Linked DNA regions of Homo sapiens: all the other regions are linked to region 1. A link is an interaction called in ENCODE POLR2A ChIA-PET data of the cell type or tissue named here. Cell type or tissue: CD4-positive, alpha-beta T cell. All regions are shown on one strand.

What was found. Peaks named below come from ENCODE experiments on the same cell type or tissue, not always from the same donor. Only the 100,000 strongest peaks of a DNase experiment are listed, where the experiment ranks them.
Region 2: POLR2A ChIA-PET joins it to region 1 with 7 read pairs; 19 of 35 experiments call an interaction of 5 or more read pairs at or near these places.
Region 3: POLR2A ChIA-PET joins it to region 1 with 5 read pairs; 21 of 35 experiments call an interaction of 5 or more read pairs at or near these places.

The regions. Positions count from the first base shown.
Region 1 is chr6:36,598,948-36,601,447 of GRCh38, forward strand. It overlaps SRSF3 (serine and arginine rich splicing factor 3), which reads left to right. Exons shown (of 6, transcript NM_003017.5): 3 at 1-36; 4 at 2,205-2,243. Among named protein-coding and RNA genes, the nearest start is that of SRSF3, 5.8 kb to the left of the region's middle. RefSeq lists enhancers at 501-1,002, 1,003-1,502. In CD4-positive, alpha-beta T cell, no CTCF peak of the experiment used is centred here; a DNase peak (open chromatin) is centred at 984; H3K4me3 peaks cover 2,148 bases; H3K27ac peaks cover 2,131 bases.
Region 2 is chr6:36,492,662-36,495,161 of GRCh38, forward strand. It overlaps STK38 (serine/threonine kinase 38), which reads right to left. Exons shown (of 14, transcript NM_007271.4): 14 at 1,231-2,500. It also overlaps the pseudogene LOC124901558. Among named protein-coding and RNA genes, the nearest start is that of KCTD20, 51 kb to the left of the region's middle. In CD4-positive, alpha-beta T cell, no CTCF peak of the experiment used is centred here; a DNase peak (open chromatin) is centred at 1,370; H3K27ac peaks cover 58 bases.
Region 3 is chr6:36,503,816-36,506,315 of GRCh38, forward strand. All of the region lies in intron 9 of STK38 (serine/threonine kinase 38), which reads right to left. Among named protein-coding and RNA genes, the nearest start is that of STK38, 42 kb to the right of the region's middle. In CD4-positive, alpha-beta T cell, no CTCF peak of the experiment used is centred here; no DNase peak of the experiment used is centred here; H3K27ac peaks cover 584 bases.

The DNA of each region.
Region 1 (2,500 bases):
TGATTATCGTAGGAGGAGTCCTCCACCTCGTCGCAGGTACTTGAGAGAAAGCTTGTTAAGAGGTATTGGTGTAATGGAGTAGCTAGTAGGAGCAGGTATTTCTCTTAAGTTTGTTGGTGGGTTTTAAACTTTGGAAGAATCGGAGGTTTCTGTGAAACATTTGTTGGGTGTAATTTGGGGTATGTGAGTTGTGCTGAGTGTTGGCTTTTGTCTTTAGGTCACTGTTCATGTTGGTAGTCAGTAACTTCTATCTTGGATCTGTCTTCTAGTTCATCTTTCTAGTTGCATCTTTCCAAATCTTCCCTTATACTTCAGTTTAGGCCTTTTTCCATTTCTTGGCTCCATAATGACAAACATTACATTCAACTCTAGCTCTTCACAAATTTGTGTTTTCTACTATTAGCACAATTGTAATATTTATCAAACAGGCAGCTGTTTTAATGTTACAACTGGTAAAGTAGAAATCATTCTGAGACTAACTTAAGTCACTGACCAATAAAGGGGGCTAAAAAAGAAGTAATCCCAGTCATCTGTTCTTCAATCCCAAATAGGAGAAAATTCAGTTTTTTTATAATTGAAAATGGCATCATTCTTGGACCAGGCAGTATTGTCTGGGTGCTAACTCCACATCTCCTCAGACCTCCAAAATAGTTTCTATAGGACTAAATTTACCTCTTACAGGTGAGTGGAGTCCTTCTAGGAGACAGGAGTTCAAAATCTTGCCCCTTTTGCTATTTTGAAAAACAACAGCACACTGTTGCCCATCATAATAAAGAGTATTTGTTAGCTAATAGATGGTTGTACTGATGGCTTGTTTTTCATTTTTTTTGTGCTTTTTGGTCCATCTATTAATAAAAATGAACCCCGTTACAGAGTCACCATCATGTCTCTTCTCACCACCCTCTGAATCTGCATTAGCCAGTCAACTAGCCCTTTCAGCGTCATGTGACCAGCGCGCCCCATTCAGCTTGGCTGGTGTCGTTTCACATGACCCAGGCTGGCCAGTCGTCAGGTTGCACCGCCCTTTGGTTCCCGAGCATGCTGTTTTCTCTCAGCCTTCTCTCCAACCTTAACCAAATCGGCAGCAGCCACCTCGACCGCCCACACATTCCTGGCCAATCAGCTCAGCTGTTTATTTACCAAATGTCTTCACAACAACTACAGCAGCAGCCTTCGGCTAACAAAAAAGCAGGAAAAATCCACAACACCCCCTTCGCCAACCAACTAAATCCAACGCAACATCTGGCAAAACCTTTTCAGCAAATTCTTCCTGGCCGTCAGTCCGGCAGCCTCACCTCACCATTTCTAGCTTGTTGAAACCCAAAACTAGTAAGTTTTTCCTGCTTATACAGTTTACTGCTGGTTAAAATAAGGAGTAAGCGGCTTAAAGTAATTCTTTTTTCTGGATCAAAGGCTGGCTGTGCATAATTGAATGGTAACGTACATATATATTGCTTGAAAAACTTTTAAGGGTGATAGGGAACTCGTAATGTAACTAGGCCTTCAAGTGAAACTTATTTGCATGTGCAAGATGCCAAACTAAAAATTTTAATATCTCTAACAGATTAGCTTTTCTGGCAAAAATTTGTTGAATCCTATCACCTTTAAATGGTTTTACTAACAGTTTCAAAATTTAAAATTTTGGGGTTGAAGTGTGGGCCAAGCTAAGGTAATTTTGGTAAGCCTAAACACACTCTTAAATGTGACGATCACAAATGCAGTTCTAATGTAGCACTTAATGGCATCAATATTTACACCTACCGCGTTTTCACAAAATTACACTATCCACCTGGTACCTAAGTCTTGTCATGGACTTACAGGTTTGCATGGGTTCCAAATACTGGTTTATGGTACTGTTTTTGGAACTACTTGTGGGACTATATTTTGGTGTGGTGTTTGGGTAGTGAAGTTAGTTTGACATGAAGTTTTGCATTGGACAGATCTGCTGTGAAGCATTCTTTGTTAAAGTGAATCCATGGTTGGAATACCTGCTTTTCACTTGAGCTTTTTGTTTCTTAATCCTTCTGTGCCTTTTTTTTCTTTTCTTTTTTTTCTTTTTTTTTTTTTTTTTTTTTTTTTGGACGATGGGTGCCAGTTCTTCGGCACATTCACTGGGCCCAACAGTGAGATTGAAAAGTTGGGAAATGCCTCACGCCATAAATACTAATTGATGATGAGCCTAATTTTCCTGTTTCTGCTTTTAGATCTCCAAGAAGGAGAAGCTTCTCTCGCAGCCGGAGCAGGTAAATGACTACCTTTTTTGGCTACGTTCTTAGAAATGGCAGTGTTTCTGCTATTCCTAAACTTTTCCAGGTGGCTTAGTTAATGGGAATAAACCTTGGCTTTAATAGTGAATCAAGTTGTAAGGATGAGTCAGCTTTCTTTGAGTTTTCAAAGGCTTTTTAGAAAGTATTTAATTTTTTAAAAAAGGATCTGTCACCCAGGCTGGAGTGCAGTGGTGTGATTATAGCTCACTGTAGCCTTTAACTCCTGGCCTTGG
Region 2 (2,500 bases), 110 kb before region 1:
AACTACAAAGAAACAGGTACTAAAGAAAATTGTGATGCATTCCTGAACTGGGAGACATCAAATGATATGATTTTGGTTTCATTTTAGTATGCAATTTTCTAACTACCCCAATGAGAGTAGGAAACAGAATTTCTGTCAACAGGATCGACACTGAGCCAGTGTTGCCCAACATGTTTCTTAGGATTCATAAGCCTTAGAAAGACATTACCCATTCTGGCTGCATTTAGCTTCCTCTGCCTGCAGTTTCTACTCTAGCTGGTCTTTGCCCCTCCCTTCTGGACTCCTTGAGGTGCTTTTCCCTACCCAGAAAGGGGCTAACAAGTGGGGCATATGGGACTCCTCCAGCATACAACATCTCAGAGACAGAACCCTGCTCTGATGGACACAGGGCTGAACAATTCCATCTTTTTTTTTTTTTTTTTTTTTTTTGAGACGGAGTCTCGCTCTATCACCCAGGCTGGAGTGCAATGACACGATCTCAGCTCACTGCAACCTCCGCCTCCCAGGTTCAAGCGATTCTCCTGCCTCAGCCTGCTGAGTAGCTGAGACTACAGGCTCGTGCCACCATGCCCAGCTAATTTTTGTATTTTTAGTAAAGACGGGGTTTCACTATGTTAGCCAGGATGGTCTCAATCTTTCCTGACCTTGTGATCCCCCTGCCTCGGCCTCCCAAAGTCCTAGGATTACAGGTGTGAGACACCACACCCAGCCAACAATTCCATCTTATGAGCTCATGAGATTCCTCGTTGACTGCAGGCTGCGAAAAAATGGGGCTGGGCTGTAAAAGGCTGTACAAAAGGTCCACCAGATGACAGCACTTTTGTCAGGATGTGTGTGCCCTTGGCCTTACTGTGAGGGGAGGGCCCACTGCCCTGCAACACTGAGGTGGGTGGAAGAAGCACATGCAGTCGGGGCAAGAGAAGTCTCTTCATATGGACAGTGATTCAGGAGACTAGCTCCCTAAGAACAAAAGTCAGTCCCAGCTTCCCTGAGATGGAAAAGCACTTTGCATGAAGATGGTGATACAGTTTTGAAATTAACACTCGAAATTAGGCGTTGTAATGGTTTGTGGACAAAGGGGTTAAAAGCAGCCATCAGCACTCTGCCTCTAAGTTATATGCCACTATCTGCTTTAAATCACATCACAATCCCCTCTCAGCCTTTTTGCTAAGATCAAATGCAGTATCTGTTCTTATCAGTTTAATAAATCACACCACGTATTTCCACTACTGTTTTTACACAGTTTATTCAGAAGTTTAAAAGTTAAAATGTGGGCATTTTCCCCTGAAACAAATCATCCCCTGCCACTCCCCAACACAAAGACTCTCCCAACACCGCAGTTCCTTCTCTTTACCCAGGCTTACCACACATTCTTGCAAAACACACAGGAGTCAACACCCCAACTATTTGGTAATACAAAGAGACTACAAAGTCACACAAAAGAATCTCATTTACTTCCTTTTCACTAGCAGGCTATGAATGAAAGACTGAGAGGCAAACACATCACCTTCATCCAGAGTTGACACTTCCCTAACCTTTTTTCTTCCTCTAAGAGGTTAAAATCCAAAGTAGTTTCACTGACAACTGTAACTCTGATATTCCATTTTTCTCTTCTGAATGGCTAAGCTAGGACATACTTTCCTTTCAAAGCTGATCTTCAGAACCTCAAGACTGGCAGAAAGCAGGCTCCCAGCTGCAGCTCGGCCACAATACTTTGCAACAGGCAAAGTTCCCACATAGGTGCAAATGATGCTTTAAGAGTTATCAAAACTTTTTAAAAAATAATGCATTAATATGGAGCCTCCACATTTTTCTGACGAAATTCCTCTAAAGGTGGTGGCAGCTGTGAAACAGAAGGCACTTTGTGCTAAAATTCAGAGGGTCTCTCAAGAGAGAACGCCACAGCAGAGAGACCCAATCCGCCTAAGTTGCAGGCGACCCTTTAGGGTGGGGAGGAGTATCCCCCAGGAAGGCATCTGCAAAGGAAAAAATTGTAATCATGATTCCAAGGCAAAATGGCTAAAGTTGGGAGAGAAGAAATACCAAGAGAGAAGACAAAACATGGCTGTGCCAAGGACTGAGGAGTGAGCTTTACAAGGACTTGTCAGCTGGCTCTGTACTTCTATTGGGCTGGTTCCTTCACCATTTCCAAAGGGGTTCTGGAGACCTTGCAGGAACAGGAACAGCACCTTAGCCAAGAGGGTTCCAGGCCTCCTGCCTAGGCCTGGGCTCTCCTCGTTAGGTTCCCAGGAATAAATTGAGTTCCCATTGGCAGCACTTGCAGGTATTGCTAGTCCACGGCAAGATCTGTCTTAGGGATTTTCTGGTACAGCCGTGAAGAGAAAGTGAGGGTTTTCCACATAATCCGGGATTTCTTGGCAATGCCCAAAGACTTTCTGGGCCTTCTAAGAGCAACAGTGGATCAAGCTGGTAACCCCCATCAACACTCAGAAAAGCAGCATGGGTATTTTAGATGGGGGACAGGAGGAGATAAATCAAT
Region 3 (2,500 bases), 95 kb before region 1:
AACTAGAGTCTGCCACTGGAGCTCGCTCGCATTTTACCACACTTTTTACCACACCATCTGTACCAGGTGTGCCCTTTCCAATCTAAGGACTGCCCCCTTCCCAAACCTTTGTTGTTTTCCACACCAGGGTGTCCTCCAACTCCAACCTCGTAAATCTGTACTCCAGTTTCTCCTTTTTTCTGTCTGGGTATTTCAAGTGTCAATGAAAATTGCTATCTGGAATAGCTCTGTTGGTTGTTAACAGTCATTTCAACTGAATGTGTTCTAACCTTATGATTTTGTGTCAGGGTTTTAGAAGAAATAAAGCAATTTAATTTCCTACTCACTTCTGTAAATTCAACCCTAAAAAATTAAACTGACCAAGATTGGATGCCTATGTGTCTATTACCTTTTATATCTGTAATTAACTTAAAGCTGACTCATATTAATCAGTTACTGGGGCCTAAGGTTATACAGGACGACATAACAATTTAAAACATTACAATATGATTTAAGCAGCCGAGGAATGAAGCTAAAGCCTCTACTTTTTTTAGTGATTCCCAATGGACTAAAAAGTAATAGGCTGAGTAGCAATTACATATGTTAGGCTTAACCTAGAGCAGTAAATTTATATTAACCATTAACGAATATCAATCTTCAGCTTGGTACTAGCTGAATGGGATCACTAACAAAAGGTCAAAGTAACACAGTTAATTAACATTTGGAAGACTGAGAGGTGGCTTCATTTTCTTCAAGTTATGAAAAGAGATAATATGAAGATGACCTTAATTTACACTTTCCCATTTCTACTGTATATAGTATAAAAAGGCAAGAACCTTAACCATAGCATCAGGGCCTTAAGTTTATTCAGATTTTCAAAAATGTTTTTAACTATTAAATGACATTTAACTGCAAATACGAAAATTGTGAAATTGCTTTCCTTATAGAACTATAGAAATGGTTCCTCTAATCATGACATGACCCTTGGGTACACATCAAAGAGCACAAAGCTTGTCTTGGAATATAAGGAACAATTCAAAACACTTAAGCTTTATCCCCAAAATACTTGTCAGCACAGTAGCCAAAGGTTAAATCCTGGCCTCCAAAAAAAAAAAAAAAAAAAAAAAAGAAAGAAAGAAAAGAAAGGAAAGAAAGAAAGAAAAGAAATCACAGATTCCTTACCTTCTGTTTCCAAAAAATAGATAAATATTAGTTTCCCAACAACGCAGGAGCTATTATTTAAGACATAACCTCTTCAGTGGAGGTTCTCCACATTCACTGCACAGTAGAATCACTCAGTCTTTTAAAAACCAGATACCCAGACTATATCCCAGACCAACTGAATCATAATTTCTGTGGGTGGAACCTGGACATCAACATGTTCTGAAGTTCCCCAAGTGATTTTGTTGTGCAACCAAGGTTAAAAACTACTCCTCTGTGGAGAGACATAATAGAAGCATCTGACCAAATTTGTTCCTGACACTCCCTAATCCTCAACAAGATAAACCATTTTTCAACCACATACAGAATTCAGAAGTTTAAAGAGTCGCAGAGTTCCCAAGGAAGGGAGACTATTTTGTAACTAACTGTACTAAACTGAAGATTTCCCAAGTAAATATTGTCTGAGGCCCCACTGATAGGTGGGCTTCAAATAAATCAAAACGAATGCAAGGCTTTCCTTTGACTCTTCCTTAAACCATCCCATAGGCTTCCATTTTCACATGTAACTGACATCCACCTATTAGTGACCTACTAAGAGTGTTATTAAAGGTACTCTAGAGAACTGTAAATCAGTATTTTACTAGGAATTCTGACTGAAACACAGTATTTGGTAAACTTGCCAAGTTACTACCATATATGTGGGCAAACGGAAGTGCTACCATTTCCAGACAATACATTTGCATGACCATCATTCCAAGTTAGTCAGTTTCCCATTGCTGCTACTCTGCTTTCTAATGACCAAATGTTAGTTTGGCTTTACCATCATCAATTTCATTTGCTATGGGTTTCTTGCAAAGCTTAAGAATGTAGTGATACGCATTTCTATTATCTGGCCAATAACTTTCCAGTAACTGGACACTGGAACATGTACACTGAACTTCAAACATGAACCAATTTATCAGCTATTGGCAAAAAATAAATTCTGCTTAGACAGCAATATTTCACTGGTAAATTTGTACTTCCAACATACTATCAAGGTAAACACGATGTTTCTTATTTTTCAGCCTGTAGGACATAATTTTATATAGGCACAAAGTCAAATGCATATAAAGTAATAAGCATTCCCTTTATATTTCTCTCCAATCTTTATAAGTAAGTTCTTTTTTACATCACAAAGTCAGAAAGTGTGAGGCAAATGAATTGAGGAGTCTTGACTTGCCCTTGCCCGAGTGGATCAAAATTTTTAAAAAGTTTGAGAATTGATGCCTGAAAACTCTAAGTAGGTATTTGTACTTAGTTCTGACAGATCTCCAGCTTAAATATAACCCCTTTACCACTATGAAAATGGAGAAAAGGTGGG